Linked DNA regions of Homo sapiens: regions 2 and 3 are each linked to region 1. The links are chromatin contacts, found by Hi-C or POLR2A ChIA-PET in ENCODE. All regions are on one chromosome and are shown on one strand. The core of a region is the stretch at or near the end of the contact, and the rest is flanking DNA. Distances in the headings are between cores, read along the strand shown.

Region 1 (4,457 bases), core at 918-3,417:
CAATGACTCAAGAGCACATATTTTTATCATTTGCTTTCTGTACTCTCATCCTCTTTATCCCATGTTACTCTGTTCCTGTGAGAGTTGGGGGGCAAGGAAAAAATGTAAGGAAGGGGTAGAGGTGAGAGAATTTAAATGGGAAGTCTGATTCCTTTTTATTTTTTCATAAAGTGCCACACATGCAAGTCCATGAGTATCTCAACAAATCTGTCCCCCACATCCAATGCATCTTTTGTACTGACAAGGAGAGGGGGTTGGAAATGTCATCTGTAGCCAGCTTATATCCTGTCAGTGTTAAGGTTTTATTCTTGTGACTTTATAGTTCTCAAACTCTTTTTAAGGGTCACTGGAGGGTGATCTTTTGTTTAAGAGATGGGTTAGGGGAGGGAGTGGGTTTGTGTGTGCCTCTTGGTCTATAATAATTATGGCTGACATCGAACTTAGAAAATAGGTTAATTTCAAGAAATTCTTTTAATTTCTTAATTAAATAAGAAACAACAACCATTAGTTTATTTTAAAATAAACGTTAACGATTAAATACGAATTTTTAATGTAGATCCCTTTTACTGATTTAGGGCAAAGAGACCTTCTTTCACTAGGAGTTGTTTCCTCTAACTCAGTTCACCTCCTATTGTATCTCATCTCTGGCTTCTGAAATCTTACTCCTATTTTAATGGCTGGCTCAGGATTTCCTGTCTACTGTTTCTTCCATCGCTGATAGAGTTTCCCTTCATCTGCAGCGACCACACATACTCTAATTAACTGCCCAGGATTGCTATGTTAGAGGAATGGGGTGGAATCTAGCAAAGTGTAGCAAATTATTTTTATCTCCTACTCCCTGTTAAGCAGCAGTTGTTATTCTATTATCTGTGTTTTGAATCTAGCTGTTTGATCCTCAAAGTCTAAAAGTAGCTTCTGTGCAGTTTTATGGTGGTATGGCTGTTACTTGCTGCTATAAATTCCTCTGGTTGAGCCACATCCGCTTGCCACATCCTGAAAATACACTCAACTATATTTTCCCATGCACACCTATATATTGTGGCGGCCTGTAGTGACATTGCTTTTTTTTTTTTTTTTTTTTTTTTGAGATGGAGTTTCGCTCTTGTCACCCATGCTGGAGTGCAGTGGCATGATCTCGGCTCACTGCAACCTCAGCCTCTCAGGTTCAAGCTATTCTCCTGCCTCAGCCTCCTGAGTAGTTGGGATTACAGGTGTGCCACCACGCCTGTCTATTATTTTTGTATTTTTGGTAGAGATGGGGTTTTGCCATGTTGGCCAGGCTGGTCTTGAACTCCTGACCTCAGGTGATCCACCTGCCTCGGCCTCCCAAAGTGCTGGGTTTACAGGCGTGAGTCACTGCACCTGGCCAACATTACCTCTATACACATTTATTTTTCCCTTCCTCACAAACCCGCCAGTTCTGAATCAACAGCAAGTACAACATTGCCATTTCTCGCACACCATGCTGACCTTGTTGTTTCTTATTTAGCTAATGATGTGTTACAGTTGGCATTTCACTGGGAGGTTTGCAAGAGTCAGTCTCTCTTTTTCTAGTGCTACAATTAGATTCAACAAGAGAGAAGAGTGCTGTGATGGGAAAACTTTACATTCTCAGACATTATTTCCATCTGGGCATTTTGAAAAGATGAAGAGCAGGCTTGTCATTATGTCTCCATCTGATAATGTGGTTAATGTATCCTTCATAAAGCTCAGCTTAAATAGGGAAAAACAAGGGAATTGCAATGGTGCATTTCCATGACTTCTGATGGCAACACTCTAATTCTTCTGCCTTGTTGTCTTTAAGCAAAGAAGGGAGGAGATGGGAAGAGGAAAAAGAGATAATGTAAAAGGTAGGCAAAGGGAATGGCTTGGATGTGCTCATACCTGAGGCAGGAACAGGTTGAGGTTAGTACAGTGCTATCGAGTTTCTTATGTTACCTTCCTTCTGCTCTTGCTATTGACTTTGCTTTCTCCTAATTCTGGCTTGCTCGTGATTCCTCATGGCTTCTAAAGGTATTTCATGGCCTTCTTTGATGTACACTGTCATCGTCTTCTCTTACTCATTTCCTGTTTCAAATATCTGAGGAAGAGAATCTGACTGGCATAACTTTTTTTTTTTTTTTTTGACAAAGTCTTGCTCTGTCACCAGGCTGGATTGCAGTGGCAAGATCTTAGCTCACTCCAACCTCCGCCTCTTGGGTTCAAGCGATTCTCGTGCCTCAGCTTCCCAAGTAGTTGGGATTACAGGCACATGCCACCACACCCAGGTCATTTTTATATTTTCAGTAGAGACGGGGTTTCACCGTGTTGGCCAGGATGATCTCATCTCCTGACCTCATGATCCGCCCGCCTAGGCCTCCCAAAGTGCTGGGATTACAGGCATGAGCCACAGCACCCGGCCATAACTTGTCTTTTTACCTGTGGCCACTCCAGAGGTCATGGAGAGGCTATGGTTTGGCTGCTCTTGCTTTAGATTTGCACCCCTGACTGAGACCAGAATGGCCAGGCTGCATGGTATAAAACATATCCTCCTGGGGCTACATGTTCTGCAGAGGCTGTGGGTAGGCACATTCTGGGGTATGGTAGGTGGCAGCCATTATCACCTCAGGTTCTCCAACACAGCAGACACAAGCTATTCATGCTTGTAATTAATTTTGTACCCTACATGAACATAAGGCAAAAGAGCCCACAAACAAAGGGATCTAGCAAATGGCAATTGTAGGATGCTCGTTGTTGATACATTTGGTTCAAAACGAAAGGCCTCTGTGTTAAAATCCACAGCAGGAAACAACAACAACTACAAACAAAAAATCCTCAAGAGTGGTTTTACTAATGAAAACATAGATAAACAATCATTTATGCCCTCAGAGAATGAATAAAAGATCAAAGTTGGAATAACAGAACACAGAGACTTTTTTTCCCCTTTTTCTGCTTCAGCAAAAATCACCCAAGGACTGAAAAGTTCACTATTCTATTGCTTCTTGTATATGAATGCAAATGTATATAGGCCAAAATTCAGGTGGGGTTTTTTCCTGCCCCTTGAGATCTACGTAAATTTGCCTTTAACTCTCAAATTCCATGGTCCACAGAGCTTTACCTCCAAGATTTCTGCTACTTTCTAGAATGGGAATGCCAGTAGATGAGTCAGTGTGTCCTGTTGGCTTTCTATACCACTTGGGTTCAGCTACCTCGAGTGTGCCTTTGTTCTGTAATTTGTCCATTCTAGTAGGAAACTGCCATTTTGCGGAGGGTTTCGCCCTCTCCCACAGTCCTGTTTCTCACCTGTCTCTTCCAGGTTTCTCTAGATGGCTAAAGGTCTTCCATTTCTATTTCTTCTCTTTTGCAGAGCAACTCAACTCTCCCTCCAGATTTATTCTCCTTAGTTTTAACTCCTTAGCCCTCAAAAAACCTAAACAGAATTGAGGGACTTCCATTCAGTCTCTATGCTTATAAGGAGGCAGTAGGCATTATATAGTAACTCGCACATAGATAGCAAATAAGCTATATAGTACTTTATAAAAGCCCCCACCAAAATGTGAGATTAGAACCATTATCTCACTGCTGTCAATGAGAAGACTTGAGTACTGAAGTTAAGTGAAGAACTTGGGATCACTACGTAACTAGTGTGGCAGGTTAAATGCCAATGTGAAAGTTACGTTAGGTTCCAGTAGATTCAAGGAATGCCATAGGTTTCATATACTTGTATTTCAACAAGACTTTGTATCAATTTGTCAACACATCTTTGGTGGAACTAGTGGATCTATGTTTCTGGACAATTGGGTGGATCTGTTTCTGGCTGAACGGCCATCACCAGAAAGTGCTTATTAGTGAATTACTATCAAATGAGAAAAAGTTAGAATGGATTTTTGGCACTTTGTGGCATCCGAGTACTCATGACCTCTCGTGACAGTGCCCTGAATTCATCTGGGGCAGGAAGTGCAGGTGGAATCCTTCTATTACAGCTGCTAAGGCATCTCATTGGCCAGATCCTTCTTCTTACTGCCCTGGTACAGCCAGGAGTCAGTCATGAGACCTGAGCTCAGCAAAGAAGACCTTTCTCTGGGCTCTGCAAATCTTGAACAGAGTGACACAGACAAAGAGATGATGATTAGAGCTTATTTATTCCAGAGCCAGCCTCTTAGGCTAGACTGTCTGATGTACCTGATTTTGGTTCTATCTGGTTATGTTGTTCCCAGGCATGGTTCCTTGGCTTTCTTTTGATTTCTTAGAATGTGTTTTTGTTAACTGTAATCAAAGGACCTAAATGAGAACAGATTTCTCTAGTGGTACGTCAAATTCTGTCCATGACTCTCTGTCTTGTCTGCCATTACTTTTCAATATCTGAGATTAAAATGTGGATTATATCAGGGACTGGAATGATTACAACAAATTGGAATGATGGATAAAAACAGGCAAAATATGACTAATAAAGATGATTGCAGATTGGCATTTTAGAT
Region 2 (4,457 bases), core at 707-3,206, 710 kb after region 1:
CACTACACTCCAGACTGGGTGACAAAGCAAGACTCCATCTCAAAAAAAAAAAAAAAGAAAAAGAAAAAAGTGTATGTCTCAAACGTTTAGAGCTGGAGAGTGTTCTTGCCTTTGAAGAGAAAGTTAATAGAATTCACTCACAATTGACATTCTGTAAGGTACAAGTGCTAAGAATGTATGTGCCAGAATCAGTTGGCCCCATGATCAAATGTCAGCTCCCCTTTTTACTGTTTGACTTTGAGCAAGTGATTTAAACCTCTACACTATAGCTTTATCAGCTGTAAAACAGGTATAATAGCAGTTTTCTACCTCATGATTTAGTTGTGAGGACCGAACGAGGTAAGTCCATGAAAATTGCTGAGAATAGTTCTGAGACCAGAGTAAACAATCTTTTTTTTTCTAAGCTGTTATATAATAAAGCTATCGTAAACTAGGGTAATTATGGCAACCATTACAAAAAGAGCAAATGAATCAGCATCTGTATCAGAAGATCCTATAGTTGACAAACACTGTCTCATATTCTAATATACATTTTTAGAATCAGAGAGGTATAATATAGTTTATATTCACAGAATCAGGGACTCAAGAGCTTAGAAAATGGGGTGACATGGGGAGGCCGAGGTGGGCGGATCACGAGGTCAGGAGATCGAGACCATCCTGGCTAACACGGTGAAACCCCGTCTCTACTAAAAATACAAAAAAAAAAATTAGCCGGGTGTGGTGGTGGGCGCCTGTAGTGTCAGCTACTTGGGAGGCTGAAGCAGGAGAATGGCGTGAACCCGGCAGGTGGAGCTTGCAGTGAGTAGAGATCGCACCACTGCACTCCAGCCTGGTGACAGAGCAAGACTCCATCAAAAAAAAGAAAAGAAAATGGGGTGAATGAAAGCAGAGTTCTAGTGGGCCATTTTACCTAAGAACAGGTATTCCTTTTTTCTTTAACTCCCAAGACTGTCAGCAAATATATACTCAATGCAGGCAAGCAGAGAAATTTTGGTGTGACATATGGCACAAATACCAGTTTTCAAATGACACCCACAAAAAGTCACTAAGGAAGTAGAATCTGCCTACTGAAAGAATGAGGAAGATTCTGGGTCATTTGTAGAAAAACATTGACTGGATGTCTGTCAGTCTTATGATGAATCATAACTGAAGGGCAGACAGCTAGATGTCTTGGCATTTGGGGGTTTATGTAGAGACCCAAGACCTGAGTCCATTCCCCAGAATCCGGAGGAGGCAGGACTGATTCTGCTCAGTAAGGAGCTGATATTTTCATCTGTTTTCCATGTTGGAATAGGCTTTTCTGGAAAGAGCTAGGTGGACGGGAAATGGGATCAACAAGAACCTCAGATACTGCCTCAACCTAGAACTTGCATTAGTTGGTTTCCCTGTAGCTTTGCAAGTATGCAGGAGAGTAAAGAGTGTCATTAATATTCATCAACAGATCTCTACAGAGAAAAAAACAACAAACTATTTCTTGGTCTCTGGTTCTTTAAAGTATAGATAATCATAACGTTTCATGTAAAAATTGTTGCATTTCATAAAGTAATAGGTGTTTAAACAGAACAATAATAATTGAGCACTAGTGCACATATTCTCCCCCAACCCTGTCTCTCTGCCACTCCAACTTCAATACCCACTTGAACACCCACACCCCTCTAGTTTTTATTTCTGTAGAAGGAAATAATCTGAGAATGATGACTTTCATTTATTGAGTTCCTACTATGTGCCAGGTGGTGTTTAATTTCATAACAACTTTGCAACGTATGTACTCTCTCTGTTTTATAAATGAGTCTCCAAAAAGTGAGTAACTTGTCCAAGCTGTAACAGCTGATGAGCTATGAAACTAGAATGTAAAACAAAATTTGTCTGGTGATAGCCCCACCCATTTACCACATTATCACATGAATGGTATGCATGAAAGATTACACAAAGTTCATCTCATTTACCTATTGAGTCATGAGGAACTAGTCACCTGGTCTAAGCAGGTGCTCAGAGGCCACTGTTCTCCATTCCATAAGGATACACAATCACTCTTCCCATAGTTAAGACTCTTATGAAGGGCATAACCAAGTTTCTCCCTCCCATTAATAAAAACTTACTATTTTACTGCTGTCAGGCATAACTCTTTGTGCAATACAAATACTTAGCAATGTCTCTGCTTTGTGGTTCTAGCTGGGAGTGGTAATGGCAACATCTTAATTTGTTTCTCCCACCTTGCTTCTGACAAGGAACATGGTTGGGTCACGAATCATGATTTTAGCATTCACAAAGAACTATAATATCAGGAAATATGGAAGGTTGGGGTGGAGTGTGAAGGAGAAGAGGCTGCTGGACTGACCAGAGGTTTCCAGAAACAACACACTTGTCCAGGACTTGTAGCTGAAGAAGGTCATAACGAGTTGCCAACAGAAAACAAAGGACCTGTAGTCCCAGCCAAATCTCTGCTTACCTCTTACCAGCAGCTGTGGGTGCTTTTGCTAACATCTCACATCTGCAGTCTCATCCAGGGAAGTGTCCTTGGGCAACAGGAGCTGCCTAGCCCAGTAGTGTCAGGAGTTGGTGTCCTGACTCCTTCTGTTCCCACCTGGGGCAGCCCTGATCCAATGACTCACCAGCACAGGATTCATTTCTTCATCTTAAGATAGGGCAGGCTCTGTGGTACAGTTTACCCTCCAGAGGGTAAGGATGAAGAATAAAGATAGATTTCATCTGAAACCACATCTTTGCCTAGAGTTTTTTCCCCTTCTCTGTCCTATTTCTCTCACTTTCTTATAGATTTCTCTTGGAAGTACTCCCTGAATAGATCACGTGCATAAGAATTCCCATCTTGAACCCTGCTTCTAGGGAGTTTTTGGCCTAAAGAATTTTCAGAAGCCAGGTGACAAAACCAGAAGAGCAAAGATGCAAAGACTTAGAGCAGGGACCCAAGGGGAGAAGTGGAAGTGCTCTCTTGGTGAGTTTCTATGACAGGACTTCTCCAGTATCCTTATTGGTGGGCCATAGCCACATATATGGCTGAGGGTATGAAGGCAGGGAAGAGGTGACAAGGAAGAGGAAGAACAGGAAATTCAAGAATCTCTTTCAGAATTCTAAAATTCCTAGAAAACTACTCATTTCCTCAACTCTATAAGTTTTATGACATCTCTATTCTTTCCACAAAACATTCCACTTTGACCTTGACCCCTCTAGTAACTGAATTGGTGTCTTATAGGGCATAGTTCAATGTCATTTAAGTCTGGGCTTTAAACCCTACTAGCTTTTTCAGTCTTTTGGGAGGGGATAAGGAGGCATTGCTAGAGTAGACTGTTCCAAAAGTGTGGGGCCTCCTGCCTCAGCACAGTTCTTTTCTTCTCTTTTTCGCTTGGGCACAAAGGGAAGCACTTGACTATGGCAGCCACACAACACTGGGACGCTCAGACTCTGTAAAGAAGTGATGAACCTCAAAGTCTTTGGAAACAAATAGAGAAATTTTCTATCTTTATTCAACTTCCATATACTTAATGAGCATGGGGCAGAGGGACTCAAAGACAGACAAGACAGACTTGAGTTCTGCCTTCATGGAGTAGGCGGTCTGGTACAGACAAAGAAGTAAACAGACAGACGTAATCCAAAGGGGTATGTGTACCATCAGTGGCCATGTGTACCATGGGAACTCAGAGGAGTGGCAGTTCTACCAGATTTGAGGGACAGGGAAGCCGTCCCAAAATATGACACTGAAGCCAAGACCTGAGGATAAGTAGGAGCTACTTGGTGCAAAACACAAAACCAAACCAAAACAAACAACGACAACAAAAAGAAAACAAAACAGATGGAAACTTTTGCATCAAAAGGAGAGAACAGGCTGCCTGGAGATTGGGAAGCAAGAGAGTAGCTGGGGATTTCTCATAGCCAAAGGAAGTTGAAAATGATTAGAGTGCAGAGGCAGAGGTCAGGTTGTGGAGGTGCACAAATCATTTCGAAAGCCAAGTTAAGGAACTGGGGTTTTACCCTATGAGCAAGGGGTGGTTATTAATAAGTTATTAGAATGAGCAATACATATCACTATAAGAATTTTAGACAGATTACTGTTGCTTTTACATGGAGGATAAGATTAGAGGTACAAAAATAAGTTAGGAGTTTCTTACGGCAATTTAGAAAAGAGAGAGAGAGATAGTAGTGGCCTGGACTGGACTAGAAATAAAGAGTTCTTTAGAAGGTCAAATGAACAGAACTTGATTTAGTGTTGGGGTAGAGGAAAAAAGTGAGGGAAACTGAGAACCCAAGTGTGACTCTAAGGTCCTGGGTTTGATGGTGAGGACATTTACCAGAATAGGAAACAACAAAGAAGAGATGATGCAGGCCGGGCGCGGTGATTCATGCCTGTAATCCCAGAACTTTGGGAGGCCAAGGCAGGCAGATCACCTGAGGTCAGAATTTTGAGACCAGCCTGACCAACATGGCGAAACCCTATCTCTACT
Region 3 (4,457 bases), core at 1,390-3,889, 610 kb after region 1:
CTTCAACCATTGGCCAACTTTGAAAATTTAATTTGAATCAAATGAATACAAATTCAAAATGATTCATTAATTCAACCATTTTGAAACTTCAGTTCTATAAAAATATGAAATCTGTGGGCCTTGTAAAACTGTCTAAATACCCAAATAAAAAGCCACCACGTTTTTAAGCTAATTGTTTAAAAGTGTGTATATTGATGAAATGAAAGTGACTCGTGAACTATTGGGTCTGGAATTTGCAAATCATAAACCTTATCCTTGTAAACAGAACCTAACTAACAACATCAGGGCCTGCTAATTTCCTTCTTTTATAATCTGGAACAAAAGTTGTAATGATTTTTAACATCCACAGAAAATTAAGGGTGCCATTTTAAATATTTATTAGCAAAATGTCACTTAGGTTTTAAAAGTCTGGAGGAAAATGAGAGACAATTGAACATTCTGGTACTGCAATGCAGGAAAAACGCCAAGAACGAAACACTAAGATTTTATTAAAACCATAGGACTCAAATGTGTGTCAAGACTTTTTGCTTGCAATAGTGCCTCTTCCTAATTTGATTAAAAGCTTCCATCTCCATGCCACCTTCAATGTATGCCATAATTTTTAAAAAGTTCCCAATCCACTTCAAACACTCTAAAATTTACAACTGACCGTGATGCGCATTTTTTCTAGACAAACCTAAAGGTAAATCTGCCCATGTCCCTGGATAAATAAAATGAGTGCCTCCGGGTGATGTGGACTGTCAACTCCTCTACATTTCATCCAAAGTCTACATGGGTCATCTCCAAGTCACCAGAAGAGCCAGGGGAAAGGAGGGGAGGGGCACGATACGTAAGATGTTAAACATGAAGATGATGTAAAATTACCCAGATTCAAGCTGGCCATTTTACAGATGAGGAAACTAAGGCCCAGAAAAAGCTCTATGACTTGCCCAAATACTCGGTTACCCAGACCACAGCTGCAGATACTGTTATTTGGATCATAGCTGCAAAAAGTCTAACTTTTGGCCGGGCGCGGTGGCTCACGCCTGTAATCCCAGCACTTTGGGAGGCCAAGGTGGGCGGATCACGAGGTCAAGAGATCGAGACCACCCTGGCCAATATGGTGAAACCCCGTCTCTACTAAAAATACAAAAATTAGCTGGGCGTGGTGGCACGCGCCTGTAATCCCAGCTACTCGGGAGGCTAAGGCAGGAGAATCGCTTGAACCCAGAGGCAAAGTTGCAGTGAGCCGAGATTGCGCCACTGCACTCCAGCCTGGTGACAGAGCGAGACTCCGTCTCCAAAAAAAAAAAATCTAACTTTTGAAGTCTCAGAGGTTTTACACTTTCCATAACAAATAGTTAAGAACCCCCATTCCTGCATGCATATATATATTAATATTATATATATTTATATATATAATTATATATATATTTATATATATATAATATATATATATATTTTTTTATTTTTATTTTTTCCTTAAAAACCTTCAGAGACAGCGATCAGGTGGGTAGCCTAGTTAGGATTTTAACCCTTCGGTTTCCAACAAACGATAATTGCATAGAACCATCAACTCCCTGAAGACAGGACTATCTTGTTCCAGGCAAAATCTACAGCCTCTAGCACCCAGTAGGCATTCAGTGAGGGATTCTCGGTTTCACCTGAGCATCTCCACTCCCTATCCATCCATGCCAAGGCGTCAGTGGAGCCAGCTAACTTTCTTTTGGAAATCGATTATTTTCTTGAAACTTGTTTCCAAAAACTCCGGGCCAAGAAGCCGGCCTGAGGGAAAGCGTGGCCGTCTCCAGGAGCTAAGGACTGAGGAGCTGGCCTTTTGAACGGGTGGCTCAGAAAGAGCTGGGTGGGCACGCGGCATCGCCATGGGCGGAGTGGCCCAGGTGCGCTGGCTGCTTTGGCAGCTCAGGCTGCCGCTCCGGGCCGCTGCTCCCCGGCCGCCTTCAGATAACCAACTTCTCAAACTTCCCTTTCCGGGGGTGGGGGCTCGCCTCGAACGCGGCCAACACAACGCCTTTCCTGCTCGCACAAAGGGGACCAAACGTGCCCCGCGCCCCTTGCAACTGAACTTTCCTTCTCTTTTTCAAGAAAAACTCACAATCCCTGCAGCTACGGGAGTCGGGCTGCGTGAGTGTCGCGGGGGAAACTTTCCTCGTTTCCGCCCGGGGGCCGGGTTGCCGGGCCCGACTGTCAAGCGCAGCGGAGAGGCGGGGACCCCAGGAAGACCCCCGGCGCCCCGCCGAGCCCGGGCTGGGGACCACTCACCCGACTTCTGAACGTGCGGTGGGATCGTGCTGGCGATACGCGTCCACAGGACGATGTGCAGCGGCCACAGGCCCCTGAGCAGCCCCCGACCCATGGCAGACCCCGCTGCTCGTCATAGACCGAGCCCCCAGCGCAGCGGACGGCGCCTTCCCGGACCCCTGGCTGCGCCTCCGCGCCGCGCCCTCTCCGGACCCCGCGCCGGGCCGGCAGCGCAGATGTGCGGGCCAGATGTGGCGCCCGCTCGCCAGCCAGGAGGGGGCCTGGAGGCCGGCGAGGCGCGGGGAGGCCCCCGGCGGCCGAGGGAAGCTGCACAGGAGTCCGGCTCCTGTCCCGAGCGGGTGCACGCGCGGGGGTGTCGTCGCTCCGTGCGCGCGAGTGACTCACTCAACTTCAACTCAGCGCTGCGGGGGAAACAGGAAACTCCTCGCCAACAGCTGGGCAGGACCTCTCTCCGCCCGAGAGCCTTCTCCCTCTCCTCGACGTCCAGCCCCTAGCTCTCTCGTAGCTGCCAATCATGTTTCCTAGACCAGCCCCTCCGAGAGCTTTGGCCGACTTTCAGCTGCCCCTCACCGCCCTCCCACACCACTCAGGAGTTCCTCGCTCCAAGTATTTACTCAAGAATGACTAAGTGCACACAGTTCACAAAGTAACAACAGAAAACGTCCACGTTTTCCCTAGTAGATCAGAACATCTGCCGCCTCCCCTCAGCTTTCTTCAGATTGCTCCTAGGTGCTTTAGAGATGCGTTTTCAAATTGCAAGTTGAGATCCAGGAGTGAATACTCCAATCTATTGAGTCGCGAGCACATTTCTTTCCCAAATAAAATAGTAACGGTAAATTCTACTTCATTAAATTTGTGCTTCAGTTGTGTCTATATGCATGTATGTATGTGCATACACTGTCAAGTTGTAAAATGTTTTTCTTTAGGTCGAAGTCTAGAGGTTTTTCTCAAGTTTTAATGTACATATTGATCACCTGGAAATCTTATTTAAAAATGCAGATTCTAATTCAGTAGGTCTAGGAGGCAGGCAGAGATTCTGCATTTCTAATGAGCACCTGGATAGAGCGTCCCATTTTGCACCGCCTCTTCCCGGGACTGAGTCAGTGAGTAATTGTAAATGATCACCTATCACGAAGTGATAGTGGTGGGAAATGTAATTTTCAGAATGTATAGAGTATAGCAGAAACTGTAAAATTAAAAGTGGGTTGGGAGTCACCTGAATGCTTGTGCTTTTATTCCCTTAATGCAGGTGAAGAAAGAGAATACTTACCCTCTCATGTGCAAACGGGGTAACATGGGAGCAGAACAGTATAAACTTTCAAATTTCCTTTCTTGCTAGGGCAACCAGATTTGCCCAAGACATTCCTGGTGTACATGTTTTGTAGTTTAAATATTAATAGAACCCCCTTTCTCTTTCAGATATGTCCTGATTGGATAATAAACTATGTGATCAACCTACTTCCCACTCTCAAAGATATGATTCTGTACAGCCCTCTGGTCAGTAGATCTTCTAGCAATTCATTTAATGAATTCCTTTACCTGAGAGGAAGATTGCAGAGGCAAGGGTTTGTGCCAGGGTCTCCAGGGAATAAAGGTAAATAGCCCTCCCCCAAACCCAACTCCCAAATCTTTCCTGTCATTCTAAGTGTTCATTTGCTTCATCCTGGAATTTTAACTCATGCTCCACCTAGCACCCAAGCTGCCTCTGGATGTTTTGCCACTTCCCAGTACTCATGTTGAAGATGCAGAAAGTGCAGTGAAATCAGGAGGGCTAGGCATCTTCTTTCCCACCAATTAATTGCCTTGCCAAAGCTGGAGTGACTTTGTCAATGGAGGAAGATTGAGTTCCAAATCTTCTCCCTATTCCCTCTTCTGCCACCAGCCCATGCCACTGCCATGGCTTGTGTAGGAGTCTCCCACGAGTCACCCTCAGCCACGGCCGTTCTGGGCTCTTTCACTCAGTTTCTCAAACGAGAGCTGAATTCAGCTTTTCAAAATACAAAACTAGTTATACCAACCCTCTGATTAAAATCATTTAATGGCTTCCCACTGCTCTTGAGATAAAGAGAAGATAAAAACCAGATCCTTGAACGTGTCTTCAAGCCTCCAACTCTCCCGTAAACTTTCATTTGGCTTCTCCTTGCTTACTGAAAGCCTTCTCCAAATTTCGTGAATATGCCTCTGTAATCCTCCTA

What was found. Hi-C counts contacts between places; a loop is a spot of excess contacts on that map. ChIA-PET counts read pairs that join two places held with the same protein, here RNA polymerase II (POLR2A). Pooled maps may share reads with other maps.
Region 2: a loop to region 1 is called in a pooled map, with 2.4 times the contacts of the local background. The contact joins two enhancer-like sites. A Hi-C loop is called at or near these places in 1 of 37 single-sample maps with no recorded cell type and 2 of 50 pooled maps. POLR2A ChIA-PET finds 5 or more read pairs at or near these places in 1 of 52 experiments (AG04449).
Region 3: a loop to region 1 is called in a pooled map, with 3 times the contacts of the local background. The contact joins the promoter of TGFBR2 here to the enhancer-like site in region 1. A Hi-C loop is called at or near these places in 2 of 168 maps with a recorded cell type or tissue (B cell and OCI-LY7), 1 of 37 single-sample maps with no recorded cell type and 4 of 50 pooled maps. POLR2A ChIA-PET finds 5 or more read pairs at or near these places in 1 of 52 experiments (activated T-cell).

The regions. Positions count from the first base shown.
Region 1 is chr3:31,210,566-31,215,022 of GRCh38, reverse strand. No RefSeq gene overlaps it. Among named protein-coding and RNA genes, the nearest start is that of MIR466, 51 kb to the right of the region's middle. RefSeq lists an enhancer at 1,676-2,875. Within about 2 kb of position 2,167, at least 3 of the 41 ENCODE cell types and tissues checked have a DNase peak (open chromatin) inside an H3K27ac peak, as active enhancers do; they include OCI-LY7, where a contact is called at or near this core.
Region 2 is chr3:30,500,335-30,504,791 of GRCh38, reverse strand. No RefSeq gene overlaps it. Among named protein-coding and RNA genes, the nearest start is that of LINC01985, 16 kb to the left of the region's middle. RefSeq lists an enhancer at 3,873-3,922. Within about 2 kb of position 1,956, at least 2 of the 41 ENCODE cell types and tissues checked have a DNase peak (open chromatin) inside an H3K27ac peak, as active enhancers do.
Region 3 is chr3:30,604,783-30,609,239 of GRCh38, reverse strand. It overlaps TGFBR2 (transforming growth factor beta receptor 2), which reads right to left and starts at 2,639. Exons shown (of 7, transcript NM_003242.6): 1 at 2,263-2,639. The coding sequence starts at 2,356. LOC105377015 (translation initiation factor IF-2-like) reads left to right here and starts at 2,316. Exons shown (of 2, transcript XM_047449400.1): 1 at 2,316-3,094; 2 at 3,682-4,457. The coding sequence starts at 2,316. The coding sequence ends at 2,756. RefSeq lists a silencer at 2,466-2,565.